4 separate regions of the Mus musculus genome follow, and all the other regions are linked to region 1. The links are chromatin loops, found by intact Hi-C in ENCODE. Cell type or tissue: heart. All regions are shown on one strand. Links, peaks and the distances in the headings refer to the core of each region. The heading gives the core; the rest is flanking DNA. Region 1 holds the start of Gm25290 (a small nucleolar RNA gene). Region 2 overlaps Art3 (ADP-ribosyltransferase 3). Region 3 holds the start of Sdad1 (SDA1 domain containing 1). Region 4 has its middle 4.9 kb from the start of Art3.

The links. Peaks named below come from ENCODE experiments on the same cell type or tissue, not always from the same donor. Only the 100,000 strongest peaks of a DNase experiment are listed, where the experiment ranks them.
Region 2: a loop joins it to region 1, with 3 times the contacts of the local background. A loop is called at or near these places in 6 of 42 quality-filtered maps.
Region 3: it touches region 1 in a loop (2.1-fold over the local background); 4 of 42 quality-filtered maps call a loop at or near these places.
Region 4: it touches region 1 in a loop (4-fold over the local background); 6 of 42 quality-filtered maps call a loop at or near these places.

Annotation. Positions count from the first base shown.
Region 1 is chr5:92,192,202-92,199,606 of GRCm38, reverse strand. Uso1 (USO1 vesicle docking factor) reads right to left here. Exons shown (of 24, transcript NM_019490.1): 18 at 6,756-6,894; 19 at 5,432-5,595; 20 at 4,173-4,259; 21 at 1,173-1,271. Gm25290 (a small nucleolar RNA gene) reads right to left here and starts at 6,285; the gene lies at 6,142-6,285. In heart, for the core only: a CTCF peak has its summit at 3,708 (motif pointing left); no DNase peak of the experiment used is centred there.
Region 2 is chr5:92,394,799-92,402,203 of GRCm38, reverse strand. Art3 (ADP-ribosyltransferase 3) reads right to left here. Exons shown (of 10, transcript NM_001370591.1): 4 at 176-208. Among named protein-coding and RNA genes, the nearest start is that of Art3, 12 kb to the right of the region's middle. In heart, for the core only: a CTCF peak has its summit at 3,790 (motif pointing right); a DNase peak (open chromatin) is centred at 3,813; H3K27ac peaks cover 408 bases.
Region 3 is chr5:92,306,097-92,313,501 of GRCm38, reverse strand. It overlaps Sdad1 (SDA1 domain containing 1), which reads left to right and starts at 3,478. Exons shown (of 22, transcript NM_172713.2): 1 at 3,478-3,710. The coding sequence starts at 3,621. In heart, for the core only: CTCF peaks have their summits at 998 (motif pointing left) and 3,393; DNase peaks (open chromatin) are centred at 991 and 3,501; H3K4me3 peaks cover 2,169 bases; H3K27ac peaks cover 1,575 bases.
Region 4 is chr5:92,378,239-92,385,643 of GRCm38, reverse strand. It overlaps a transcript of Art3 not described here. Among named protein-coding and RNA genes, the nearest start is that of Art3, 4.9 kb to the left of the region's middle. In heart, for the core only: CTCF peaks have their summits at 3,655 (motif pointing right) and 4,736 (motif pointing left); DNase peaks (open chromatin) are centred at 1,721 and 3,685; H3K27ac peaks cover 339 bases.

The sequences.
Region 1 (7,405 bases), core at 1,660-6,659:
GGCAGACAGGAAGAGGAGGTGCCAGTGGCAGAGACTCAACACTGTGCCTTCTAAGTTCCTGAGGTAAGTCCAACACTGTCACCTCAGGCTTTAAACCAACCCAATGCCAGCACTTGGTGAAGTAAGTATTTTAAGTGTTCTATGAGTGAAACTTTCAGTACCACCCTTTCTCTAAAATATACCAGAGTGGAGATGACACAGCACCTCCTAAGGGTGTGACAGTGGCTTTGGACAGGACAATGAATTCAGTTTTGTGGAAGTATCAGACAAGGGTTAAGCCACTTCAAAGACACTACTGACAGGAATATGAACCTCAAAGGAATTCTGCAATAGATTCATAAAGAACAGAGAAAGTTCTCGAGGATATTTTAGTTTTGTGGAGAGAATGCATGGTGAAGTCACAGAGAGAAATGGGAAGCACGCAGTTGGGAATTAGGGAAAAGACAGCACATGGTCCGGTGTTTGAGAGCACAGAACAACTGACTGGCCGGCCTGTGGTCTGTGTATCTGTGTTAGAATGTGTCTTGTCACGCCGTCCAAGATGGGCCCCACCTCACAGTTACCACTGTGCTTGGCATGGTTACCTAACCATACCTACCCTAAGCCACTTTTATAGCTCACGCTCTAAACCAAGCACCGCAGTGCAGTCTCCTTTCGCTCTGTGTCTATTAGAAAGCATAGGAGAAAAGAGAAGTTTACAAATGAGTAAGTAAAAATAAAATTTTGACATTTTCAGCCTATCTAGATTGCAAAATATGAGAAAGTGTGTTCTGGGGAAACCATGAGGGGTCTGCACCACCTTTTGTTAGTGGCCACACTCGGCAGACACCAGGGACAGAGGCGAGGTATTTATATGTGGAGGGCTTTCTTGGGCGAAGGTTTGGCCGTGCATGGGATTTTGACAAGTTCACAGCAGCAGGGATACTATCAGCTTGGATGGAAAAGGATGGAAACGGGATGTTACGCCAGTGAATTAACCATTCAGTCACTAAGTAAACAAATCCGCACAGTAAGAAGAAAAGAAATGGAATGGAATAGAATGGCAAGGCAAGGCCAGGCCACACCAGGCCACCAGGAAGCAGGAAGCCTCTGTCACTGAGCTCTGGCTACGGCTGAGAGAACAGATTAACTGTGTGCTGCTGCCTTTGGAAGGGACGATGAGGGTGACTCACCAAGGTCTCTGCTCTCTGCAGCAGCTCGCAGTTCTCCGTCTGGAGTCTCGTGATCTCCAGAGACTGTGAACATAACTGGGACTTTAATGCTGTCAGTTCCTAAACACAGAACAGTAAGTTGTGGTAGGAACAGTGTGGTTTCATTAAGGAAATGTTCACTTACAGAAATCCCTTCTTGACACTATCTTCAAAACTCATTCATGTCCAAGTATTAGAATTTATCAAGCTAGAGAATGAAACCTATATATGCATCCCTATTGCTTCCTGAGATCCTGTATGTCCTCCCCCTCCCACCAAAAACATCCTAAAGGGATAACAGGAAGGAAGGAAGGAAGGAAGGAAGGAAGGAAGGAAGGAAGGAAGGAAGGAAGGAAGGAAAGAAGGCAGGCAGGCAGGCAGGCAGGCAGGCAGGCACAGGGACAAGAAAATAGAGAAAGTGAGTCTTCAGGAAACACTGGAGACTGAAAACCCACCTAGGAGACCTGGAGGCTGACCACAGAGAAAGCAAAGCTGGCACCTGAGTCACATGAAAGCTGTACCTTCCTGGTACCATTAGGATGTTACAAGAACAGCTAATGGGGTCTAAGCACTGAGGGCTGCTTCAATGTCTTATTTCTGAGAGAGCCATCAGATCCCTGCCAGAGCTCACACCCTGCTACTCCCCGCTCAAGCCTACAGGCTTGGCGCTTGCAACTCAAAGCAGGCCAGCTCAAGGTCAGGGCCCTCGCACGGCAGTAGCAGTGCTGGGGAGACAGGGAAGAAGCTGCTGCTACACTGCTGGACGTTCTGACGCTCAGCACCTCCTCCCACCAAGTACAGTGACAGAAAAGCAATGAAAATGCAGCTCCCCCAGTGATGCTCCTTCCCCTCAGGCAATGATTGGGGACATGCATAATGCATAATGCATGGGGAGGTGCATAATGCATCAACCATCCATCGAGTACAGTCTCTTCTCTAATTACTTCCTACTGTCAATTATCAACAAGAGTATGCGGAGTGTGATAGTACCGATCATTTTGTTCTTGTCTTTATTTCCCTTCTGTGTGTCTGTGGTGCATATATATAGGGTGGGCGATGATGTCGCCTTGGAGGCCTGTGTGGAGGCCAGACACTGGCACCGGGTGTCCTCCACTTGCTCTCCACTTTACTTCTGAGACAGCTGCTCACTGATCCTGGAGCTGTTTTGGCTAGACTGTCTGGAAAGCCATCCCTAGGATCCAGCTGCCTTACAGGTATGTGATAACATGTCTGCCTTTCTCTTACATGGGTGCTGGGGATTCAAAGTCAAGTTCTCATGCTTGTGTAAGCAAGCATATTTACTTACTGAGCCATCTCCCCTGCCCCTACACAGTATGAGAACACTCTGCTAATTAAGGTCAAAGTCCATAATGACCAGATAGCTTCTGGGCTCCGAGAAATATGAGAGACTCCGTTCATTAGCAGGGATTCTCCTCTGAAATTGCCTGGGGAATTCTAAGTCCCCACATAAGACTCTACCTGAGAAATGGCATGTAGCTTCAATTAGATTACCGGATCAGCTCCTTTCTCCTGATAGAACCTGTTCAGCCAGTGCCTAAGATTCTCGAAATGCTTCCCCACACTAATGAGGCATTTCAGGTACCCTAAGCCCTCAGCCAATGACCTCTGCCCCTCCTGGATATTCCTACTCTCAATCCCCCAAAACTTTATTACCCTTGAGCCACCCAAAGTAAAGCTGATGTGGCTCCCGATAGCTGGTCCCAGTGTGGTCATTCGCCGTAAGTACTCGTGGGGCTTCCAAACCCACATCTGTTGTTGGCTCTGCTCCCACTGCCCTTGTGGACCATCAGGCAATGATCCAAGAGAGTGAGGAGACCCACATACGGTATTTTGTAATATGCAATATAATACATAAATCCCTATGTTGCTAGATAAAGCCATCATTTTAAAAGAACTTGTATATTTGCCAGGCACAGCGGTTTTTACCTTTAATGCCAGCACTTGGGAGGCAAAGGCATGAGGATCTCTGTAAGTTTGAGGCCAGCCTGGTCTACATAACAAGTTATAGAATGGCCAGGGCTACATAGAGAGACCCTGACTCAAAACAACAAGACCAAAAACCTCCTACTCACACACAAAACACTGAAACACATAATATAAGAATAAAGAAATCAGCCAGGCAGTGGTGGCACAAGCCTTTAATCTCAGCACTTGGGAGGCAGAGGCAGAGGCAGGCGGATTTCTGAGTTCAAGACCAGCCTGGTCTACAGAGTGAGTTCCAGGACAGCCAGAGCTATACAGAGAAACCCTGTCTCAAAAACACACACAGAAAGAAAGAAAGAAAGAAAGAAAGAAAGAAAGAAAGGAGGGAGGGAGGGAGGGAGGGAGGGAGGGAAGAAAGGAAGAAAGGAAGAAAGGAAGAAAGAAAGGAAGAAAGAAAGAAAGAAAGAAAGAAAGAAAGAAAGCCAGCCAGCCTCTGCAGATTTAAGAGGCAAGGACACTGGTGACACAGGCACAGCCGTGTGCATGAGAGGCACTGCCCCCTGCAGGGGACGATAGCTAGCACAGAAGCACAGCCTGGTTTCTGATTTCTCTTTTCTAATAACCATACATTCCTTTATAACACAGAAAGAAGGGAGGATGACAGAGAAGAGAGAGAAAGAAGGAAACTGAAATAAGAAGCTGGGCTAGCAAGATGGCTCAGTGGGTGACTACTGAAGTCACTCTTAGGACCCACATGGTAGAGGGAGAGACCCAACTCCCTGCAGCTATGCTCTGACTTCCAGATGTGGTCTTTATAACACAAGCTGTGTCCACACACATTTATAGCACAAGATTAACACATGAATAAATGTAAAAAAAATAAAACAAATCAATGAAAGACAAAACTACATTACTGTCAAGTAAACACAGCTTCTAGGTTTTTCAAAGCTTGTCTTAACTACCAATCGTATTGCTCCTGACAATGGCATTCTACAGCAATACAACACTCAGGGTGGTGTTACTCTACTGGAACATTACCTGCTTTAACTCTGCAACTTGCTCGGGATCTCTGGGAGGACATGTTGCTGAAGCCTGTTCACTCATGCCAGACGCTTGCGAAGATTTCTACAATTAGCATAGAAATAAACTGAAATTAAACCTGGAAAGAAAGGGAGTCAGAGCAGAGGTTCACGCTCACAGTCAGACCTTACAGAAGCTCACTAAGGACTGCACATAAAGACTTGAATTTTTATATGTAAGATTCTATTTCAATAGAGCGCTGTCTACAGCTCTCCACAGCCTCAGAAGTTACACTCAGACCAGGTGACTCACAAGCCTGCCAAAGGGATGTTGATTCCCGAGACTCACAGGCAAAGGAGAGAATCAACTCCTGAAAACTGTCCTTGACCTCCACTCTGTGGCTTGAGTGCCCATGTCTGCACACACACACTAACCTCAAACAAAACAAACCAAATAAACAAATGTCTCTAAAACTACACTATCGCTATTTTTAAAAGAAATAATCCCCATCAATAAGAAAATAAATAAACAAACAATAAAAACCAAGCTGAGTGTGGCGGCTCAAGCAGATTACGCAGTAAGTTCCAGGGAAACCAAGGCTGCATAGAGAGCCCTGTCTCAGGAGAGCTGGTGCAGAGGCACACACTCTCAATCCCAGCATCCAGGGGGCGGAGGGAGGCAGAGCTCTGTGAGTTCAAGGCTAGCAAGGTCTAGACACCACAGTGGGTTTTGAAGCATTAAGCCAGGCATGGGGTATAGCACTTGTAGAGTAAAGAAAGGCAGGAGGATCAGGAATTCAAGATCACCCTGAGATGGCTGAGCCTGTCGTCAACAACAACACGAGCAACAACAAACCACACAGGGATGGCTATGCTATGGTGGTACCTAACTTTCAATTCAGCTCTCAGAAAATCTGAGTTCAAGGCCAGCCTCATCTACATAATTAGTTCCAGACCAGCCAGAGCTACACTGTAAGACCCTGCCTTAAAACAAAACAAATTGGGCTGGAGAGATGGCTCAGCGTTTAAGAGTACTGATTGCTTATCCAGAGGTCCTGAGTTAATTCCCAGCAACCACATGGTGGCTCACAACCATCTGTAAAGGGATCTGGTGTGTCTGAAGAGAGTGACAGTGTACTCACATACATAAAATAAATAAATACATACATACATCTTTTAAAAAAAGAACAAATAACAAACCCAGAAAAAGCAAGCAAGTAAGATGATGAGAATTACTCTTGGTCACTTATTTACATTTCTTTTTTAACATTTACTTACCAAATTTTCAATCAATGAGTCCTTTTCAGCTAGCTGGCCTTGTAAGAGCGCCTGCTGACTTTTTAACTCTTCTATCTCTTCCCTCAGCCGACTGATTTCTTCCGGCTGAATGCCATTCACCTGAGCCCCGTCACCGTGGGAACCTTGATGGTGATTGTCTTTTCCTGTTAAACATCACAACAGTGGGGAAAGCTGACGTGAATCCAACTTCTCATCATCAGGACTAGAAGGCTACAATACAAGATCACCTAAGACCCCAGAGAAGGTCCCCTAACTGGGAAACTGGCAGGGCGCTCCTGATGGCAGAGGTGCAGATTGGTTCAAGGCTCCTGATTAAACTGTATGGTTTGGTGATTATGACTGTGAATTACGGCAGCTTTAATTCCAATTCTGACAATAAGCGTAAGAGAAGTCAAATCCATTTAAAAAGTTTTCCAGAGGAATAGCTATCCACATGGGTTAACTGGCCAAAAAATTATTGTCATAAAGAAAGAAAAATTTGTTTCTGAAAATGTTAGTTACTAACTTCTTACTCTTCGGTACCTGGCATTATCATCATCACAAGGCCTGCAAGATGATGCTCTCTGCAAACATGCGGGCTTGCAGTATGGCTTTCTGTACAGCACCACTCCCACACACACAGAGGCCAGGGTTGGAGCCCCAGCACCCAGAAAGAAAGTGACAGGAATGGAAATCCTTTTTTTCTCTCCTGGTATCCTACACCTGAGGACACAGCCGGTGGACAGGAGGCCACAGGCACTGAAGACATGGTGCTAAGAGGGCTGGAGCCCTTTCCTTCTGCCTTTTACATAACGGGGCACAGGACAGCACACCGGGTCTCCACAAAGAGAAGGGAGGGTTTAGCAAGTCAGGCTCAGACCTAGCGGCACCCAAACGCCCACACACAACCACAGACAACAATGACATCTGAGAAAACGCCCCTTCAAAATGGAGGAATGTGAATTCTTGCCTATCTACCTGGGAATAAATTAGAGTTTTACATATCTATTATTTTACTTATTTTTCAGATGACATAATGCTATTATTTCAATTCTGAAGCAACTGAAATAGTATATCAGTCAATCTCAAATAGCCCATGGGATATAGTGTGTTGCCAGGAGTCAGCAATCACTGGATCAGCCAATAAGCAAGAAGATGGAGAGTGGACTTTCTATTGGAATGATCTGGTCTCAGCTACTCAGTTACAAGCCATCCTGCACTAAGTTCTAACTTACATATTCCTCACAGTGATCACGGTTGAGAACAAGCAGGGCACAGAGAATCTCCTTCCAGCTCCTGAGGACAGAGTGAGGCAGACACTCACCGAGCTGAACTTTGAGGAGATTGTACTGGTCCTTGTGCTGCTGAATCTGAGATGCCTGCTGGGTGACTGCTGTCTGTAGCTGCTCGTTCTGACACTTCAGGGTGGAGACTTGCTGTTTCAGTTCCTCCAGTTGTAGGTCCTGTGAAACAGACACGAGTCAGATGTTCTCACTGCATACACCAGGCACACAATAATTAAATACATGGGCTTTTAAAAAATCAGTATGCTAAACTACTCAACACGCCCCAAATCAATAGTGAAGCATGAAGACTTGAACGTGTGCGAAGCTGATCATCATGTGGGGGCTTCAAGCAGGGCTCTGCAGGCCAGCACCACAGCACCACAGCCTGCTGCTCACTTGCTCTGCACTCACCAGCACCACACCACTGCAGCACCGCAGCCTGCTGCTCACTCACTCTGAGGCCATGACACCATTACAGAAATATCTACCAAACTACGTATGAAACTTAGTGAATGAAGATACACTTATGCAGCCATAGGATTTAAATTTATCACGTTTACTTGTTTTTTGTGCATGGGCACATGAGAGGAAGTCAGAGGAGAATTTGTACAAATTGGTTCTATCTTCTGGGCATGTCTGAAGGATCTGACACCTCTGGCCTTTGTGGACATCTGCATTCATGTGCACA
Region 2 (7,405 bases), core at 1,026-6,025, 200 kb before region 1:
TACGGTGTGTGTTGTCTGTGTGTGTGTGTGTGTGTGTGTGTGTGTGTGTGTGTGTGTGTGTGTGTGTGTCAATGGTGGAGTTTGACCCATAATTGTGAGAGGGGAAAAAAACATACAAACAAATCAAAACTAATAAAATTCCCATGACAGAGATGATCTTCTAAATTCATCTTACCTGCGTTCGCGATACAATTTTCTGTTTTCAGACCTGAAACACAAAGATAAAATTTTAGACATGACCTAAGTTTCAAATGATCTGTGGCTATTGGTAATCTAATCTGTGGATGCCTAGTTTCTCAGACCAAAACTTTAATGGGATGTGAAATTTCAGGAACATAGTTTTTATCTTCACAGAATAGCCACGACCCTGTGATATGAACTGGCACAAGGCACACACCTTTTGAGGGATGTGGTTTTACTAAGAAGTTACGTATAGTGACCGTGGAGGACCCTCACGGGGCTAGCACTTTACGTTCCAGTCTATGCCTCTGGTGTGTTACAACAGTTAGAGAGAACAGCACTTGTCTAACTTGATGCTCTCTGAAGACAGCAAGCGTTACCCAGCCTTCGACACAACAATCCTCACTCCTTGGAGAAAGGGGTCTCAACCATGTTTTCAGGACCTTTTACATCTGAGCAAAGAGTCTCTTCCTATTCATATAGAAAAAGAGTTGGTATGTTCCAAACACACCTCTGGGTGGGAAATGCTCTACAGTCTTGGGAGACGAGGGACATGGCATGAAACAGTCAGTGCTTCAGGTGGCTCCAGACACTGGCACGGTCGATGCCATAGGAAGTTGTCACCAATGCTCCAGTGCTTGTCCCTAGGCAAGACAGAGCAGGACGCTGCCAGCCTGCCTAACATTAGTAGGTCAGTAAGAAAAATATGAAGATGTCAGCGTAAGCCATGGAGGGCAGCCCAGGTGCCCATGGAAGTCTGAATGGCTTGGTCTCCTCTCTGTATCTATCTGATTCATTGATTTAATGTTGAGGTCTGGTTATCCTAGGACATGTCCCATAGAGACCTGCTCCACAATGACTCTCACAATGACCCACATGCTCTTCTACAATCTACCTTCAAAACCCATATCACGTTTAGAATTTAAACCAGAAATGCAGGTAACTTGGTCTGATTTCCACATGTCCAGGATATAACAGGCCTGTTAGAATCTAGTTGATGGCCATGGTGGTGCTGTCAATTCGAGAGGACCTAGAGCAACCTGAGAGGTGGGCCTCTTGTCTGTAGTGGGTAATGTTAATTGCATCGCTTGAGATGGGAAGGCCTGCCCACTGTGGGCAGCACCATCCCCTGGCTAGCATCTTGGACTGTGTAAATGGGAAAAGGGAAAAGCATGCCTGCTGTCCTGACTTCCCCACCATGATTGGCTGTAGCCTGGAACTACGAGCTAAAATAAACCCTTCCTCACTCAAATTGCTTTTGTATTTTACCACAGCAATAAGAGGAGAAGCTAAGCAACACTATAATGCAAAGCACACTCATTTAGCCAAAACAGACTAAGAACAGAGAACAGTTCTGGCGACTACTGTACAATTCCGTCCCAAGCAAGAGGTGGTAGCCCCACCTCTCCTGGAGTTTAATGGAAAATTAGGGAAAATGTGGATGATTCTAGATTTTCTAGGCATGAGGAGGCAAACAGACTAGGAAAACAGGAAAAGGCTGAAGGGATATGGGAAGTGAGAGAGACCTTCATCCTCGCCTACATGGACTCACTTATTTGTGTCTGAGTTGAAGGTTTCCATACAGCTGACTAGATCATGCCCTCCATAGAGACACTAACTTGTCATAAACAAGTCTGTTAAGACTAGTTAGGGGGGCTGGAGAGAATGGCTCAGCAGTTAAGAGCACTGACTGCTCTTTCAAAGGTCCTGAGTTCAAATCCCAGCAACCACATGGTGGCTCACAACCATCTGTAATATCTGATGCCCTCTTCTGGACTGTCTGAAGACAGCTACAGTGTACTTACATATAATAATAAATAAATCTTAAAAAAAAAAGACAGCTAGTTAGCCAGACCTGTGCCTCATAGGGTAAAGTATTTGACAGGGAGGCCCAAGTTCAACCCCTGGAACCCATGTGAAAATCAAAGAAGAGAGGCAACTCTAGAAAATTGTCCTCTGACCTCTGTGACACAGATGTGGCATGTATGCCTCCCCCTCGTCATGCACACACATATAAGATGATTTTAAAAGATGTCTCATGAATCATGCTTATGATAAAACCGCACCTTTCATTATCTTGTCAAATGGTGCCCAACAGTTAGGCATGTCTGATTTGTCTGATATTGCTTAAAACACATAAAACGTCCATGTATTCCTTGTAGCCTAGGGGTCCCTGTGAATGGACTTAAGGCATGAAGAGGCACTCCAAACTGAGATCTCACACGCTGCAACATCCTTAGCTCCACTTCACCCAAACAACTAGCTCAATGGAGCCCTGCTACAATGCTCAAAAATAGCACAGTTTGATGGTAAGCCGGTCAGTCTCTGGAGTGAACACAAGCAATCCTGCTTCGATGTGCTGGAATGGTGTTATGTGTTCTTTGCCTTTGTGCTTGCTGGGCGGAACTACAAATGGTGGTCCTGTCTCACTACATGAACTGACGCCCGATCCCAGATAGTTTCAAACAGCACAGGAGCCTCCATACTCCTAGGAAATGCTCACGTGATGCAATTAGAAGCAATGAAAATTGTATTTAACACCCACTCTGGTCTGGGTGGAATTGTTTGTTTTCTGAAGACAGAAGGAATACTTATGCGTGCTAGGCAAGCCCTCTGCCTGCATATCCTTAGCCTCAGGGTGGATGTGTAAGAAATAAGTCTGGACAGCCCAATAAACTCATCTTCTTTTCCTCTTTCGATGGCTTAGCAGGGATCAGGCTCGGCATGCCACAGTGAGTCCAAAAATAGGCTTAAAATAGAGGAGCACAGAGGCTCCTTTTGCCTAACAAGGCCTGTTTTCAACTAGGGAACAGTTAGTACCTTCCCGCTTCCCTGACTCTGGAAGTATGTAGAGCATCATTCAGACCTCCCCACAGGACAGGACGGTGGCTGAAGCAGCAGGCCATGCATGCTCAGACTATTCTTAAGTTAAGGTGATTAGGGTTCAGGCATGTATTGTTTCTCTGCTTGTAAGTCTTCTGCAGATTTGCACTCTTCTACAGCCTGGGTTTTCTCTTAGGAATTCATGCCTGAGCCAAGCCCTCCAAACCCAGGTACAGTTTTCCAATGGGGTCACTTTTAATGGTAAGGAGTTTAGTCTGAACACACAGCTGACATTCCGTCTTTATCAAGTTTCCCAGAGAAGTAGCTAAGCTGGCTGACCTGCTCTAGCCTCTTCTGAGGAAGGAAACGGTGTCCATTCTTTCCCTCTGTGGTCTTGGGTTCATAGCAAGACCAACCAGGAAAGACCACCAGGAATTAGCCCCTCCATTTCCTAACAGATGGGACTACTTTGTTGTTTGTTTGTTTGTTTGTTTTTAGCTCGCCAGTTTTTGTAAGATCCACGCTGGATTTTTACATTGAAAATCATAGGTAAGTTTTCAACAGCGACACAGGACTATGTCTAGCACGCTAAGTCTAGTAACGTTGCCTTAGAAACACTGCCTTTTTTTCCATCCAGATCCATAGTTTCTGTTGTTGTTGCTTTGTTTGTTTTCCGGTGCTGGAGGATGGACTCCAAGGGCCTCTCACTCTCCAGCAAATGTTCTCCCACCCAGCCACGCCTATAGCTGGCCTAAGGAAGCCTCTGACTGTGCATTCCCGTTGGTTATCTCTAGGTGGCAGCAGAGGACTCTAGGTTAGGTCAAACCTTGGGCTCAGCAGCAGGCCTTGGACAATGCTCTACAAACACGTGGTAAGTGGTATGGGTGAGCTCCCCAGAGACCTCCTTTGTGGCTGAGCTGAATATTAGCCTGTGAGATGTCCCTCTCCCATGCCCCACCCTCTTCCTCATCCCCCTTGTACACAGGCTTATAATGTGCCATGAATGTCTCGGAGCCCCTGGCTCATTCTGAGTCAGTCTACCAGCTCACCTGTCGTTGCATCTTTTGTTTTATCATTATTCCAGTCACAGGCTTGAGCGCTGTGGGTTTCACTGCCCGCCGCAGCCCATCGGCCGGGCACTAGTTGCTAAACATGGTTGGCAGCCAGAGCTTTTGTATAACCAGGACCTCCATAAATGGTATTTGCCTGAATGCATCAGGGACACCAAAATAGGTATGATTTCTACAGTCCAGCTGTGACTGGGTTTCTGACGTGTTGTGCTAGAGAAATTAAACACACTCAGTGCGGGAGGAGGGAGACCGTGCTTAGAGTGTTTGGTCATCTCTAAGGTTCCCTCTTCTTACAAAATTTAACTGTTACCCAGTGGTCAACTGAAGGCTGCAAATAAATATTTCTGAGGGGGGGGGGCAGGCTTCACAGAATTTCTAGTATAGCATACTGTTATCATTATTCTATTATTTTTTATGGTTCTCTGCGCACAGATGCATGCAGAGCTTTTTTTTTTAAATTAGGTATTTTCCTCATTTACATTTCCAATGCTATCCCAAAAGTCCCCCCCCCCCACCTCCCCAATCCCCTACCCACCCACTCCCCCTTTTTGGCCCTGGCGTTCCCCTGTATTGGGGCATATAAAGTTTGCAAGTCCAATGGGCCTCTCTTTCCAGTGATGGCCGACCAGGCCATCTTTTGATACATATGCAGCTAGAGTCAAGAGCTCCGGGGTACTGGTTAGTTCATAATGTTGTTCCACCTGTAGGGTTGCAGTTCCCTTTAGCTCCTTGGGTACTTTCTCTAGCTCCTCCATTTGGGGCCCTGTGATCCATCCAATAGCTGACTGTGAGCATCCACTTCTGTGTTTGCTAGGCCCTGGCATAGTCTCACAAGAGACAGCTATATCTGGGTCCTTTCAGCAAAATCTTGCTAGTGTATGCAATGTATTCTATTATTATTAAACTCTTGGTATACCTAATTTATAAATCAAACTTTATCATATTATGGTTATAAAGAAAAATACCTAGTACATGTAGGATTTGGCATAAGCCATGGTCTCAGGCAAGCACTGATTGGAACACTCCATCATCATGGATAAGGGAGAAATAATAAATTACTCAGCCTTGGCCAATTTTAGGCCACTGTGATGGAGGAGGAACAAGAAAAGGCTCCAACTCTGGTATAAGCTGGCTCTAGCTGGCCTGGCTTGGGGTCATGGCCACTATCTAGAGGGTGAAGGGCTGAATGCTCTTTAACACAATCTGCTCACACATCACCTCAAGAAGAATGCTCAGAAATCGGTCGTTGCTTGAATGCAGATCAGGAATGTGGCAGGTGAGGTGTCCAGAGTGATTACGGAAGCATCTACTCCTAACATCACGGAGGTGCAGGAGGTCAAAGTGTAAGGCTCTGGGAACACTGCGCCCTCAGCACTGCAGGGGCCTCATAGCTTCTGCTGTCCAACTGCAAGCATGCCAGCATCCCAGCCCAGCACGCTGTCTCCTCCTCCGCACTGTCCCACACACCCTTTTATCTCTTTGTACACTGGGCACATTGAGCCAAGGTGTAAAGCCTTCCCTGTTTCTGAGACCCAGCAGCAATGGATTCTGGTTCAGTTAGATAAGCACATAGCCCCTCACTCTGTGTGTGTTCGTGTGTGTGTGTGTGTGTGTGTGTGTGTGTGTGTGTGTGTGGTGTTTTCAGAGAATGCAAGGTGATACACATACCAGGGAGCAGACAAGGGGTCTTTTCTCAAACCCCACCCTCCATAATTACAAGAACGCACAGTGCAGTTCGCAGGCCGTATAGGGGCTGCTCTATGATCTCACGACGTGTGAGACAGAAACTCTTGAACCGACCACTGCAGTGATCTGGTCAGTACCAGAGTCTGGTCCTGCCTCTGGACATGGGGCACCGCTCTCAGGAAGTTTGAAGCTTTGGCTTTCTGGCCCAGGACCTTAGGTCCCTCTTGTTTCTCCTGCTCACAGGTACCTCATCTTCAGGGGCTTTGTTTACCTCAGACAGTGCTGGATAGAGCTGCCATTCTGCCCTTTGCACCTTACAGAGGAGTGCTACAAAGGGATCTGGCCATTTTCATAGGAGGAGGGAAGATGAGTTTTATTAACCCTTTAATCTCATAGAGCAAGGTGCAAACCCAGAGCACTCAGAATGCTGCAGATAAGGAAAATGTCCTACCTACGGCTTCCAGAATAAAACACTCAATTCTCAGGCTGGGACAGATGTAGATCAGGGATAAAGGACTTGCCTAACGTGTTCCCCTTTCTAGGTTTCATCTCCAGCAGCAAAAAGAAAAACAAAACAAAACAAAAAGAACCGCAAAACCCAAACATCAATAAACCCACACCAGAACTTATCCAAAGTTTGAATAGTAAGAGTGTTTCCACACACCCATGTCAAGGACCCCACAGCTCAGCCTTCTCTGGAGGACTAGGTGTGAGAGTTAACAGTGAGTACAGGGGCTGGTGAGATGGCTCAGTGGGTAAGAGCACCCGACTGCTCTTCCGAAGGTCCGAAGTTCAAATCCCAGCAACCACATGGTGGCTCACAACCATCCATAACGAGATCTGACGCCCTCTTCTGGAGTGTCTGAAGACAGCTACAGTGTACTTACATATAATAAATAAATAAATCTTTAAAAAAAAAAAAACAGTGAGTACAGAAGATGTCCACCATAGCTCCCTCCCCTCGGATATTTACAGCCTGAAGGTTACTTCAGATTAATTAAACCCATGTCTAAGCCTGGCCCTTGTTTATCAGTAATGTAATAGCCCTGCCTTTCTGTTCAACTCTGTGTAATAAACTATGTAATAAACATGCTGAGCTTCTGAGGTTTCTTCATTGAACGTTCAGACAGCTCCACCCTAGCTCTTTCTGCATGTCTGTCTGTCTGTCTTGTCTTGTCTTGTCTTGTCTTGTCTTGTCTTGTTTTCATTCCCTTATCAATTCCCAGTAAGGCCCAAGTCCCTAGAGCCATGCAAGGATGTGGCAGGCTACAAAAACTATTATTTGAGCTTAAAGACGGGTACTTCACACATTCAGTCTTAGAAAGTTTGCCTCAAGATACTGTGTCTCAGAAAACTGTGCTCGACCCTTGGCCTCACCGCACCAAACAAAGGAGAGTAACCTGGGGAAGACGTGCAAACCCAGGTCAGGGTTGTGTGGGAGAAGCAGAGCCTTAGCTTGGTGGAGCGGAGAAGCTGGAAGACCTTTGGTGAGCACAGCCCATAGCAGAATGATGTGGGAATCTGGGTATATCCAGGGGCGGGAAAGAGGAACGTACAGAGAGATCTCTACTTCTGTCAAAAGGTCTGGGGTGGATTATTTTTCCTCTGGGGTGAACTATTAATAAGATATTTTTAAATGAAGTCAT
Region 3 (7,405 bases), core at 841-5,840, 110 kb before region 1:
TCAAACTTCCAGGATGGCAGGTGTACCACACTCCAGCAACTGAGCTACATCCTTAGCTCAGTTCTGTGTGCGTGTGTGCGTGCGCGTGCGTGTGCATTTGCATGTGCATGTGTAATATGTGTGCGTGCATTTGTACATACGTGTACATGTTCCTATTTGTGTATTTCTGAGTATGCGAATACAAGCGGAGGCCTGACCACAGTCTCAGGAGAAGTTTCTTAGGTACAGTTCACCTTGTTTTTGAGACAGACAATGAACCTTACCAGGTAGGCCAGGCTGCTCAGCCAGTCAGCACCAAAGTCTATCCATCCCCCCCCCCCCCCCCCCGTATCTCATGTCACTCCCCACCAGGCCACTGTAGGTACCATAATGGCAGCTTTTCTTTTTTCTTTCTTCTAGGGATGGAACTCAGTCCCCATGCCCACAAGGCAGACCAGTTATAGACTGAACCATATCCCCAAGAGCAGAAATTAATAAATGCTGAAAGAAATCACAATATGCTTTTACTCTTCAAGCTCTCAGGTGTAAAAACAGAAAAACAAAAAGCAAACAAACAAAACCCAACAAACTATTCAGTGGGTTTTTTGAGGAAAAAAAAATGTTTTTTAAGGACCTGGGGGTAAGTTTTAAGAAAATAAAAGGATGATGCCCAGATGAGTTTGAGTTCTGCCTAGGGTTCTAGGGGCGTCCATAACAACTCAGTTCTCTTTTCCTAGGAAAGAAAGAAATCGATGGGCTTGCTGGCAAAATTCATAATAAATATACAAAGTAGTGGAGAAGGGAAGGAACAATTAAAAAGTAAGCTATTGACCAGTGAGTGGCTCAGCGGGTGTTGGTGCTTGCTGCCCAGGAGGGCAACCCGAGTTGGATTCTAAAGTTAGCTTTAGAAAAGGCAGACGTGTCTTAGCTGATTTAATCTGCAGGTGGTCATTTTAATCAAGCCTGTGGGAGTTTGGTTTGTTGTTAAAACAAGAGCAGGCGCTCCCCCTAGTGGCGACTTTAACAGTTTCTCAAAACAATGTATTTTAGGCAGACAGGAACATTCTCAATGTTGGTTCCTTTTTCTTCTTTTTTATGTGCACGGTGTTTCGCCTGTACAGCACATGCACGCAGAGTATCTGCAAAAGGCAGAAGACGGTGTCAGAATTCTCGGGACTAGAGTTACAGACGATTGTGAGCTGACATGTGGGCAACCAGGAATTGAACCCAGGTCCTCTGCAATAGCAGTCAGTGCTTGCTCTTAACAGCTGAGCCATCTCTCTAGTGCCCTCTCTCTTGGTTTCAAGTGAGAGTAATGAAAATTTCTGTTGACCACCTTTTGAGATAATTTTTAAAATTCTTTTTCTTTTCAGATTTTACGTATTTATTTATTTGTTTATTTATTTAATATATATGAACGTTTTGCCTGCAGGAATGTATATGCACCATATGCATGCCTGGTACCCAAGGAGGTCAGAAGAGGGCATTAGACCCCCTGGAACTTGGGTTCCGTATGGTTGTGAGCTACCATGTCGTTGTTGGGAACTGAACCTGTCCTCTGCAAGGACCTACTGCTCACTGATAGCTGCTGGATGACAAGGTGACAAGGGAGTCAGTTTTCTTCAGCAATGTAGTGCCTATGAAGATGACCATGTTCTGCGGACGGCTGCACATCCAAAAATATACAAACGGCACAAACTGGACTTGATGAAGACAGAAAAGGAGAGGGAGGGGGAGAGGAAAGGGGAGGGGAAAGGAAAGGGAGGGGGAGGAAGAGAGAGAGGAGAGAGAGTGGGTCTGGGGGAGTTAGGGGAAGAGTAATATGATCAAAAACATATTTTAGGAAATTTTCAAAAAATTAAAATGTTGCTTTAATCTTATGATTAAAGAATTGGGAAAAACTTTAGAAGTTAGCCATCTACATTCCACAAACATTGACGGCCTCTGGAAGGAAAAATCCCCTCATAGAACACTAACGCCCTCACGAGCACTCTTGATCTAACTGTCCTCAGGACTTATCCAGATATGATTATAAATTTCTTTTGATTTGGGCTCTAACATGGTGTCAGGTAACCTTGGATGAAGTTGATCTAGGAAACTGCTTAGGTTACACAGAATAATAACACCTTGATTCATCTATTAGTGTAAGACTAGTTACCATCTACCGGGCAGTGGTGGCGCATACCTTTAATCCCGGCAGTAGGGAGGCAGAGGCAGGCAGATTTCTGAGTTCAAAGTCAGCCTGGTCTACAGAGTGAGTTCCAGGACAGCCAGGGCTACATAGAGAAACCCTGTCTCGAAAAAAACAAAACAAAACAAAAACAAAACAAAACAAAAACCTAGTTACCATCCAACAGCTGTTTTCCCCTCTGTGGTTAGAATTAAGAGAGTTGCCTGGGTGCGGTGGTGGCACACACCTTTAAGACCCAACACTCCTGAGGCAGAGTCAGATGGATCTCTGAGTTCAAGGCCAGCCTGGTCTACAGAGTGAGTTCCAGGACCGCCAAGGCTACACAGAGAAACCTGTCTCAAAAAACAAAACCAAACAAACAAACCAACACCAACAAAAAAACAATCTAACCTCCACCCCTGCTCTTTGCCATTCTCTAAAACATATTCTCTAAGCATACTCCTCATGGATTTTTTTCTTCTACCTTTAGTACAGCCTAAAAGAAAATGATTCTCATTTCTGACAAGGTTTTTGTTTTAGTGATGTGTGTGCAACTCTGTGTGGGTATGTGTGCTGTGAGCACAGGCACCTGCTGAGGGCACACATTTCTCAGGAGCTGGAGTTAACTATAGATGGTTGAGAGCCACCGTGTGTTGCAAACTGAGCCTGAGTCCCTACAGCAGTACCAGATCTTAGCTGCTAAACCATCTCCAGCCCCTAATCCTCATTTTATAATACAGGATCTCATGTATCTCAGGTTTCTCTCAAATTCCTATGTAACTGAGGATGACCTTGGAGTCTCAACCCTCCCGCCGCCTCTTCTCTGAGTATGCGGGTTGCAGGCATGAGCCAACACACGCAGTTTATGGAGAGCTGGAGAAGAAACCTAGGGTCTCCTATGAGATAGGACACCTGAACCAGTCCCCAGGCCCCTGCTTAATTTCTGTCGTTTTTCTTGAGACAGAGTAAGCCTCGGGCTTGCCCCAAACAAATATAATGCTCCTGCCTCAGCTTCCTGAGTACAGGGATTACAGTTGTATGCTGTCATACCTGAGTCCCATATTAATCCTCATTTATTTGGGCCACCATAAGAATGCTGAGCTAGATGGGGAGAACTGGGAGGAATTGGCGGAGGAAAAAGAACATGATCAAATATATTGTATAAAAATTGTTTTCAGTGGAAAAGAATGTTGAGATAAGGAAACCTGCTCCAGAGTTTGGTGACAACCAGTAGCGGTTGTCCACCGGCAGGGACCGATAGCGTGCAGACGCCTACAAAGAGTTGCAGCAGGGTGGTGAAGTTTGATCCTCTGAGCGTTCCGTAGCTCGGTCGGGCAAGCGGCGTGTCCCACGTGCCGTTTCCGGTTACACTGGGACCCACGAGTCTAAGCTGCCGCGGGGCCCGGGCTGCGACTGACAGAGGCGGACGTTTTCCAAGCACTGCTCGCCAGGGAGCCCACCCACAGCCACCATGTCCGGCAGGAACAACAACAAGCTGCCCAGCAACCTGCCGCAGTTACAGAACCTGATCAAGCGGGACCCGCCGGCCTACGTGGAGGAGGTGGGACCGGGATCCGGCTCCCCGGGATGCTCCGGTGTGCTTCCGGGGGCCTGGGGAGGAAACGGACGGGGGATGGAGATACGGGGGACGGGACATGCAGACCCCACCAACACTGAAACACACCCTAAAACCTGCTGCCTCCGGGTTTATCCGCCCGCCTCGCCGACGTGGGCCGGTAACGTCCGTTGGCCGCCTCAGAGCAAAAACTCGAGTTAGCCCCTAGCATACGATGAGTCGTGTGTTAAACATGCTTTCCACAGACGGCCTCTCCCGAGTGCCCCAAGCTCTGCCAAGAAGAGCAAGGAGTTCTCAGATGGCAGGGCCACCCCACAGTCAAGAGTGTAGAAGATGTAGTTAAGCCACAGTTCAAACTCCCTGGGAGTCACCCTGAGCTAGATTTGAAAAAAATGCTTTGAGGGAAATGTGCGGTCTAAAACTCTGTTAGGTCCAGTTTGTGAGGGGCATGGCATACTCCAAGTGTGTGAATTCATAAGAACCACGAAATGAAGGCCGTGACTTTGTACTCTTAACCTGGTAGATAGATTAAGACGCGCCTTTGCCTTTATTATTTGTCTTCTTACACACCGCCCTTCCCAATCCTCCCTGTCTCCCCCCCCCCCTTACTGGTCCCCTTCTCTCCTCAGACAGCCCCCACTTCACTTCTGTATACACATCACATTTATTTCAGTTCCCTGCATCCCTTTAAGGTCTCTTCTTCCAGAGCTGGGGAGTTGACTCAATGGTTAAGAGCACTGGCTGTTCTTCCAGAGGACCTGGGTTCAAGGCCCAGCACTTACATGATAGCTCATAACCATCTGTTGCTCTAGTGTTAGGGGATGCGACACCCGACTTCTGGCCTCTGGATACTAGGCATATGTATACACGCACATACAAGTAGGCAAGCTCTCAATACACATTAAACATAAGCTCTTACTGGGTTCCCCTTTCTAACTTGTGTCACAAACTAAATTGAAATCTGACTTTTGCTTCTGAGAGGAAACAGGCTACCTCTCTGAGTCTGGTTTAATTTCTTAACATCTTTCCTCCTGTTGTCATGGTTTCAGCTCTTGATTGGAAAAAACTAAATGCATGTACCACATTTTCACTACACATTCTGTTGATGGACTTAAAGGCTGGCTCTGCTTCTTGCTGCCGTGGTTCGTGCACCAGTAAACACAAATGTGCAAGTGTGTCTATGGTGTTTGATCAGAGTCCTTTTATTATAAACCAGGCCGTAGAAGGCCAGTTTTAGTTTGTCCATAGTGGTTCTACCATGGACATCCGCACCATGAGCTGTGTGTGTGCGAGTGTGTGTGTGTGTGTGTGTGTGTGTGCTCCCACTCTATCCCCACCAGTGGTGTGTGTGTGCATGTGTGTGGAGCGTGAGAGAGAAGGGGAATATAGTTTCTGTTTTCCCACATTTGCTGTCTGTCTTTTGCCTGCTGACAGCCATTCCGATGAGGTGAGATAGAATCTCAGATTATTTTAATTTGCATGTTGCACACTTTTTCACATAGTTACCGGCCTTTGTATTTATGTTGAGAGTTGTCAATTCAATCCTTTATAGTCTGTTTATTGATTGGAAGGTGTGGTTTGGTTTATACGGTTCTTGACGTATTCCACCTGCGAGCCTCCAGTCTGAGAGATAGCAGTGAAGCCTTCCTGACATTCTGGAGTTGTCTTCACTGGCCTGGCCCTGCTTTCTTTTTCATCGCAGACACCCCCTTTTCTCCGTTCTTTTTTTGTACTGTCCAAATCCTGTCAGTGGGTGCTTGAGACCGTTAGTTTTACAGCTGACCCAAAGCTCTGGTTCTATTTCTGACCTGCTGTGAAACCAAGGAAGGTTCAATAACAACCTTTGTATTTTAGTATTCAAGAAAGGTAATAGCCGCCTCCTCCATCTGCTTTAGTGCAGACACACACACACACACACACACACACACACTGCAGTATATTTGTAGACATTGAGAATACAGGGACAAGTAAGCAGATAATGGAGCCATGCCGTCTTTTGGACTCTCGTTCTTAGGAGGACGGTACCTGTGTAAGATAAGGCTAGGTGAGGATGTTAGAATAGAGACTGCAGACTGTTGAGGGAAGGGAAGCCTTTCCTGCAGTGGTAGTATTGGGCCAGGCAGGTCAGAGCGTTCCAGGCAGGAGAACAGGACTCACAGAAGCTGTCGTGGAAATAAATGAAGCAGGAACATTGTCACTTAAGTGTAGCGTGGGAAATGCGGTGAGGTCAGAGCCTTTTCGATAGTGGTAAGCGGTTAGGTTTTACTTCCGGTGTTTCTAGGAGCCGCTGAGGAGTTTAGATTATCCGGGTACCATGTAAGACAGTTTTTAGGGGTTTTTTTTTTCTGACAAGTAGAAAGGGAAATGGAGCGGAGTCCAGAGTTTCTCCCAAGATGGTGGAAGTCATAGCCCCCCATGGCCTGCTGATTGGGCAGTGATTGAGGTGGGACTCAAAGCCAAGTCACGGTGAAGAGGAAGGACTCCCTCTGGAAAGTGACCAGTATCAGTAAGGAACAAAGAGGGTGCATACTAACCAACTCAGCCACGGGCAAGGAACTGATGTGGCCGTGCTCACAGTGGAGGATCCAAGCTTGGATGCCCTGGGGTCAGCCACAGAACCACTTTGGGGTACTGGTATGGAGGTTAGCATGAGAGGAAGGAGGGAGTGTCTGGGGTTTTGGGCGTGTGACAAATGTACATCAGGGGCAGAGTGTGGTATGTCCTGCTCATCTCAAGCAGACCTGCGACCGTGAGTCTATAACTTGTCCATGGTGTGGCAGTGAAGGAATTGGGGTTAGGAACATGAAGAATTTGGGACCTCCCCACTCCTGCGGTGTTGGCCCTTTAACTCCTATATTTCGATAAACCTTCAATAACCTTCAAAAAAGGCTGAGGATTAAGGAGTACTTGGTGTGTGTGTGAGTGAGTGGGTGTGTGAGTGGTTGTTGACACACTAACTATGGCAAGCTGGAGTGTAGCTGAGCAGTGGAACACTTCTCTCACATACCTGAGCACCCCAAGTTCCATTCCTAGCCCCACAGAAGCAGTGAAAGCTATGGAAGGATAATAGCTATGGGACCTGGAGTGGGCTTGATTTCATTTACAGTTATAGTGGTTAAACAGAAATGGGGTCATAGATATAAAAAGCTTAGCACAAACCAAGTGCTTAGAGAGTGTGCTGTGGCTTTATACATACTCCATGTGTCTATTACTCTTGGCTTTGTTGTTGTTTAGGCTTGAGGTGGGGGGAGGTGGGCCGAGGTTGGTGTGTGCACACACATGCACTTCTCCCCCACCCCCTCCCTGGCTTTCCGTGGGCGCTGGCACTCACACGGAGCCATCCCTAGCCCTGGTTTTGGGTCTTCTGTTTTTCTTTTTTCTCCATTTTTAAAAGAATGTGTGTGTGTGTGTGTGTTGCCTGCAATGTGCACTGTGTGCACACCTGGTACCCCTGGAGGTTAGAAGAGGGCTTCTGATCCCCTGGAACTGGAATTACAGGTGGTTTCAAATCACTGGGACGGGAACCAGGTCCTCTGCAAGAACAAGTGCTCCTAACCACTGAGCCGCCTTTTGAGGCCTGTGTTTGACAGCATATCTCATCTGGAACACCAACATAAAGCCTTACTGGGTATTTAAAGGAAAGATTTGATTAGAAAGTTTCATGTCCTTCAGGCATACTT
Region 4 (7,405 bases), core at 1,411-6,410, 190 kb before region 1:
TGAGACAGGGTTCCTCACTGAACCTAAAATGACTTTGCTAGGCTGGGTGGCAAGTGAGCTCCAGGGACCCTCTTGGCTTCTGATTTCTATGTGGGCTGGGGATCTGAATTCAGAACTTCTCACTTACAAGGCAAGCATTTTCTATCTCCCATGCTCTCATTTTTTTTAAATAAGAAATTTGTCTTGGGGGCTTGAGCTAAGGCTCAGCAATGGAAAATACTGGCTTGAACCCACATGGCAGCTGTTTGAACGAGAATGGCCCCAACAGGCTCCTGTATTTGAATGCTTAATCCCAAGTTGTTGGAGCTATTTGGGAAAGACTAGGATGTGTGGCCTTATTGGAGGGGGTGTGTCACTGGGGACGGGCTTTGAGTTTTCAAAAGCCCACACTCCAGGCCCTGTCTCTGTCTCTTTCATGCTCGTAGCTCAGAGGTAAGCTCTCAGCTACTGCTTCAGCACCATGACTGGCTGCTGGCTGCCAGGACTGCCGCCATGGACTTCAACCCTCTGGAACCACGAGCCCCAAATCAATGTTTTCTCTCATTCATTGCTGTGGTCATGGTGCTTTGTCACTGAGGAAAAATGTAACTATGACAGCCATAGTTACAACCATTTGTTACTGACGTCGCAGAGGATCTGGCGCCCTCTTTTGGCCTCCAGGGTCACTGCATGCATATGGTGCACAGACATACATGCAGGCAAAACATCCATATACATAAAATTAAAAAACAAATACAAAATCTAGAAGCTGCTCTTTAAATTACGTATCAGCATTGTCAGAGGTATTCCACTTATTTCTGTCCCAAGTAAGGGAAAACTGCAGAGTATATAATGGCGCTGAGTTTGCACCTTAGGACGCACCTATCTGGTGTTTGCTTTTTCCCATGTGCATTGATTCAGAGGTTGTATGCCTGCTACCTTAATTTCTTATACCGGAGCAGAGAGCAAAGGGGCCCAGATTCCACAGCTGGGCAGCTGCTGAGTGAGGTCCCGAGGAGGAGCACTCTCAAGCCTTGCTGCTTTCTGTCGTGAGTTGCAGGGAGACCTCGTGAGCCAACTCTTTAGCCAAACCCATTCCTTCACATTTGATTTCTATGTGTTCTGTAAGTTCAATGTTAAACTAGCTGTTGCTGTTATTAAAATGGGACGATTCATACCGTACTATTCTATACAGACTATGGTATTAATGTCAAAAGAAGAACCAACAATGCACTTTTGCGACAGAGTTGGAGTTGCTGTCAGAGGAGATCATCAGCAGGGCAGCTTCAGCAGAAGGCCACCGGTTCTGACTTCATGTTTATGTAACCCAGCTGTATTAAGCAATACACTTTGTATTCAATGTCTAAGACAGAACCTTCCCAGAATGTACAAATAAAGTATTTATATAAACCATAACATTGATTTAAAAATTTTTTTTACTTGAAGAATTGGTACCTGACTTCAGGAAAGCAAGCTCAAAAAAATTGTTATGTATTTCTTTTTGTGTCTCTGTTCTGTTCTCTCTCTCTCTCTCTCTCTCTCTCTCTCTCTCTCTCTCTCTCTCTGTGTGTGTGTGTGTGTGTGTGTGTGTGTATACCAGAGGTTGAGGTCAGGCATTTTTCCTCGGTTGCCATCGCCACCTTTTCTTTTGTGAGAGGATCTCTCACTAACCCTGGCAATGACTGATGTAGCTCACTGGCCAGCATGTCCCAGGGGACTCCCTGCCTCTGCCTTCCCACGGCTAGGGTTACAGACACAAGCCATCGTGCTTCCAAGCCGGAACCTCATGCTCGTGAAGAAAGTAGTTTATCCACTGGGCCACCTCCTCAGCTTCAAATATCTTAAAAGCAAATTGTTGAGGGCAGATCAGGGTCCGTGCTGCCCAGTTATACACTGTACATTTTATTTCATATGGTAACATGCACGTCTGACTCAGCTGACTAAAGTCTCTGTATCAGTCCTTAGTGAAACGATCATGCGTAGCTGGTGTATTGTTAAGAAGCACCTTAATCCATCTCTGCTCAGGGCTTTCACCACTTGGTGTAGCTTCAGACCTTGTCCAGAAACCAAAGGGCTCACCCCAGTTTGCAAACGCTAAGAATATCATAGCAATAAGCTGACAGGTCCCAAATGATACATGCTGTAAAGATAGTTACATGAGAAGGATGCTAAAGAAACATGTGTACGGACATGATAGGACACCCTGCCCAGATGTGTACACACTCAAGACGGAAGACAGGCTTTTCAGAGACAGTTGCTGAGGCCCTATAGAAAGTCTCTGTCTCTCTCTCTCTCTGTCTCTGTTTTCTGTCTCTGTGTCTCTGTGTGTGTGTCTCTGTCTGTCTGTCTCTGTCTCTGTCTCTGTCTGTCTGTCTGTCTCTCTCTCTCTCTGTCTCTCTCTCTCTCTCTCACACACACACATACACACACAACCTTGGTGGGCTTTAGTCTAAATCTGGGGGCATGGGGGTGTTAAAAAGTTACACAGGATTTTATTTTTTAAGTTCAGAATATTTCAGTAGCTATATGAATTATACACAATAACTGTCTTCATTGTGACACTTTCACAAGTGTAGATAATCTACCTTGTTCATATTCACCCTCATTCCCCCCTCTTAGAAAAGCAATGTTATTTATAATAGCAATGACAGGTTTTTTGTTTGTTTGTTTGTTTTTTGAGACAGGGTTTCTGTGTAACCCTGGCTGTCCTAGAACTCATTCCATAGACCAGGCTGGCCTTGAACTCAGAAATTCACCTGCCTCTGCCTCCCAAATGCTGGGATTAAAGGCATACACCACCATGCCCGGCTAGCAATGACATTTATAATAATATTTATAACTATATTTCAGTTCCAATGTCCATCCTCTAATAAATGGATAACGAACAGTATTATTCAACTGTTAAAAATAAGAAGTAGAGCCGGGCAGTGGTGGTGCACGCCTTTAATCTCAGCACTCGTGAGGCAGAGGCAGGCAGATTTCTGAGTTTGAGGCCAGCCTGGTCTACAGAGTGAGTTCCAGGACAGCCAGGGATACACAGAGAAACCCTGTCTTTAAAAACCAAAAAAATAAAAAATAAGAAGTAATGATAGATTTACATCGCATGACATATCTGCAGTAACCGAGCATAAGGACAGTGTCTCCAAAGATGGTTCCTCTCCAGGGCCATGGAAGCGGCGAGGGCGTTTCCCTATCAATTCCCCACGCCCACCTCCTCCCTCCGCCAAAGACCCTGCTACTCACTCACCACCTGGCACCACAGATTTCTCTGTGTCCCTTAAATATTATCACGGAATCAGTGTGTCGTCTTTGGTGACTGACTTCCTAGCATTCCTGATGCTTTGACATTGCACGCATGCAGTGTGTCAGAAGCTCTAAAAATGGTCTCAAGTGCACTGGGTAGATCGAATGGGCCTCAAATTCACAATCCTCCTGCCTCCATACCGAGCTCTAGGTTTATAGTCATGTGCCATTACTCCCCAGCTAAAAACTATACATTTCAATTAGGTAAATGTTACGGTATATAACATTTACTATCTCAAAAGGAGCTGTTTTTTTGGTTTTTGTTTTTGTTCTTCATCTTTTTTTTTTTTTTAAATCAATTAACTTTGTATTTCTTTTATTTCCTATTAGTGTGCGAGAGCACGTGCATGGGTATGTCATGGCATGTACATATGCCAATGACCACCAGAGGGCAGCAAAAGAACAAGATCTCTCCATTTCATAGGCTCCACTCTTGGCAGAAACAAACTTTGAATTTAAGTATTACTCAAAGAGGGGCTATAACTGAGAATCCGTTACAGATCTGGGGATGAGATTGGCAGACTGGAGGGAGCGCGAAGACTGCCAGCCTGCTTCCCTGGCCAGCATAGTTGATGGGTTCTCAGGGAATCTCTGTTTGAGTGAACAGAAGGTGACTGAGGCAGAGCCAGCTTCCCACCTTCTATGAGAAGACAGCCAGCAAGAGAAGGGAACCTGCGTAGAGGTTGCAGGACAGCCAGCCACCTGATAAAAAGGGAGAGGGGGAACCAGTGTCGGCTCCCAGTACCAAGGAACACATTCTAACTGGAACCCTCAGTGACCACACTTGCGGGGACTCAGAAATATTCCCTTTCAGGCAGCACACAGCCACCACACTCTCCTAAAACCCAGAGAGGGAACAGAAGTCAAGGAACAGAGTACCCACTCAACAAAGACAAGACCAGACAAGACCTAAGATTACAGTCATCCCAAACCCTACACTCCCAGGTACAGACACAATAACTCCCAGGACAATGTGTCTCCACTAAAGACCAGCAACCTTCTACCCGTAGGTCCTGAGAAATGTTATATAGTTGAAGCACCAGGCAAGGACTTCAAAATAACCTTCATAAATATGTTAGAGGTCCTTAACAAGGAAATGAATAGCCGGGCGTGGCGGCGCACGCCTTTAATCCCAGCACTGGGGAGGCAGAGGCAGGCGGATTTCTGAGTTCGAGGCCAGCCTGGTCTACAGAGTGAGTTCCGGGACAGCCAGGGCTACACAGAGAAACCCTGTCTGGAAAAAACAAAAAACAAACAAACAAAACAAAAAACAAACAAAAAAACCAAACAAACAAAAAAGAAAACTCAGACTGAGGTACACTGGAAATGAAAAACTTAGGAACTCAAACAGAAAACTCAGGCAAGGGGCTAGAGAGATGGCTCGGTGGTTAAGAGCAAAGACTGAGTCTTGAGTTCAATTCCCAGCAACCACATGGTGGCTCACAACCATCTGTAATGGGATAAGATGCCCCCTTCTGGTGTATCTGAAGACAGCTACAATGTACTCATATATATTAAATATATATTATAATATATATGATTATATATTATATATTCATACTATATATATTAATAAATAAACTTTTAAGAAAGACAAAGGGAAAAAAAAGAAAACTCAGGCAAGCTTCACCAATGGAATACAAGAGATGGAAGAGAGAAGGCATTGAAGATAAAAGAAAAGAATACTTAGGTCAAAGAAAATGTTAATTTTTTTTTTTCGAGACAGGGTTTCTCTGTGTAGCCCTGGCTGTCCTGGAACTCACTCTGTAGACCAGACTGGCCTCGATCTCAGAAATCTGCCTGCCTCTGCCTCCCGAGTGCTGGGATTAAAGGTGTGCGCCATCATGCCCGGCTGAAAATGTTAAAATTTAAAAACTCCTGGCACAAAACATCTAGGAAATCTGGGAAAGTATAAAGAGACCAAATCTAAAGATACTAGAAATAAAGGAATGAGAAGAAACCCAGGGCAGAGGCGTAAGAATATATTTTCAATTAAATCATAAAAGAAAAGTTCCCCAACCTAAAAAAGGAGAGGCCAGGCTGGAGAGATGGCTCAGCGGTTAAGAGCACTGACTGCTCTTCTGAAGGTCCTGAGTTCAAATCCCAGCAACCACATGGTGGCTAACAACCATCTATAACAAGATCTGGTGCCCTCTTCTGGGGTGTCTGAAGACAGCTACAGTGTACTTTCATTAAATAAATAAATAAATAAATAAATAAATCTTTTAAAAAAATTAAAAAAAAAAAAAGGAGAGGCCTATCAAGGTACAAGGAGCTTACAGAACACAAATAGACTGGAAAAGAAAAGAAAGCCCCCTCAGCACATAAGCACATATCAAGACACTAAACTTACAGAACAAAGACAGACTATGGAAAGCTGCAAGAGAAAAAGCCCAAGCAGCGCATGTCAGCAGACCTATTAGACCACCACCTACCGTCTCAACGGAGACTCGAGTCTCCAACTATCTTTATGTGCAGATGATATGATAGTATCCATAAATGACCCTAACAATTCTAATAGAGAACTCCTACTAAAGTAGCTAGATACAAAACGAACTCCCAAAACTCAGCAGCCCTCCTATATACAAGTGGCAAATGAACTGAGAAAGAAGTCAGGGAGGACATCATCTTTCACAAAATCTATCTTGGGGTAACTCTCACCAAGCAAGTGAAAATGTGTATGATAAAACCTCTAAGACACTGAAGACGGAAACTGAAGATCTCCGAGGATGGGAAGATCTCCCATGCTTACGAATTGGTAGGATTAATACCAAATTAATACCAATTAATAGTGAAAACGACCCTCCTACCAAAAAGCAATCTATGGATTAAATGTAATCGCCTTCAAAATTCCAATACAATTCTTATACTTGAGAAGACAATTTTCAGCTTCATATGAAAGCACACACACACACACACACACACACACACACACACCAAACAAAACCAGAAGTGCTAAACAATCCTGAATGATAAAAGAATGGCTGGATGTATCGCCATTTCCTATCTCGAGTTGTACTACAGAGCCATAGTCATGAAAACAGCATGTTTTAAAATTTATTTATTTCACTGGACCAAAAAAAGATATGTTGATCAATGGAATAGAATTGAAGACACAGAGATAAGTCCACACAGCTATGGAAACTGAAAACCACCTCGATGTCCATTAGTGGATGAATGGATAAAGAAAACATGGTACATTTATACAATTAACAGTATTACTCAGCCACTAAAAGGTGAAATTCTCAGGTAAATGAGTGGAACTAGGAAAAATCTGTGAGTGATGTAACTCAGACCCAGAAAGACAGCTACAGCACATATTCACTTAGATTAGGAATGCCAGCAGTTAAGTCACTGACAAGCAGGCTATATAACCGCAGAGGTTAGGTAGGGAAGGGCCTCTGGTTTCGGATTCCCGAGTGCGGGAGCCCGTGCGTCTCTGCGCCTGCGCACTTCTTGCGCTTTTTCTTCGATTCTTTTTTCTTGTTTGGTACTTTTGTTACATTCCAATTCATTCGGTTTTGGTTTATCTTATTTTATTATTATTCCTTGGATGCCCGTTTTTTCTAAGGAGAGACAAAAAGGGTGTGGATCCGGATGGGACGGGGGTTGGGGAGGAACTGGGAGGTACCTGGAGGGGAAACCAGAATATGTTGTATTTTAAAAATCCATTTTCAATCAAAGGAAAAAAGCTGGAGAGAACCTTTGTCCTTCCTCGGCTTCTGCTGATTTCCCGTGTTAGATGCAGCGTTTATTTTTTTTTCCTAAGAGACCTTGAGAATTGTTTAGCTTTCTCCAAAATCAGGCAAAAGAAAAAGCAATAAAATTAAAACAGAAACTGCCAGGCTCTGAAGGAATCCCGGAGGCTTACTGGCCTTCTCACTGCTCCAACATTGCTCTCTCTTGTCCCATCCAGAAGGGAGGCAGGCGCTCCTCTCTGGTCTAGAGTCTAATTATTCTTGGTAGCACCACTCTGGACATGCTAATCCCTCTTTCTCTCTCTGGTGAACGTCCTTGTTCTGGTATTTTCTACCTTTTCCCTCCTGTCTAAACCACTAGCAATTTAGCCTTAAAACAACACAGACTACCACCCCTACGACCTGCAGTGTATGCTATAAGGCTC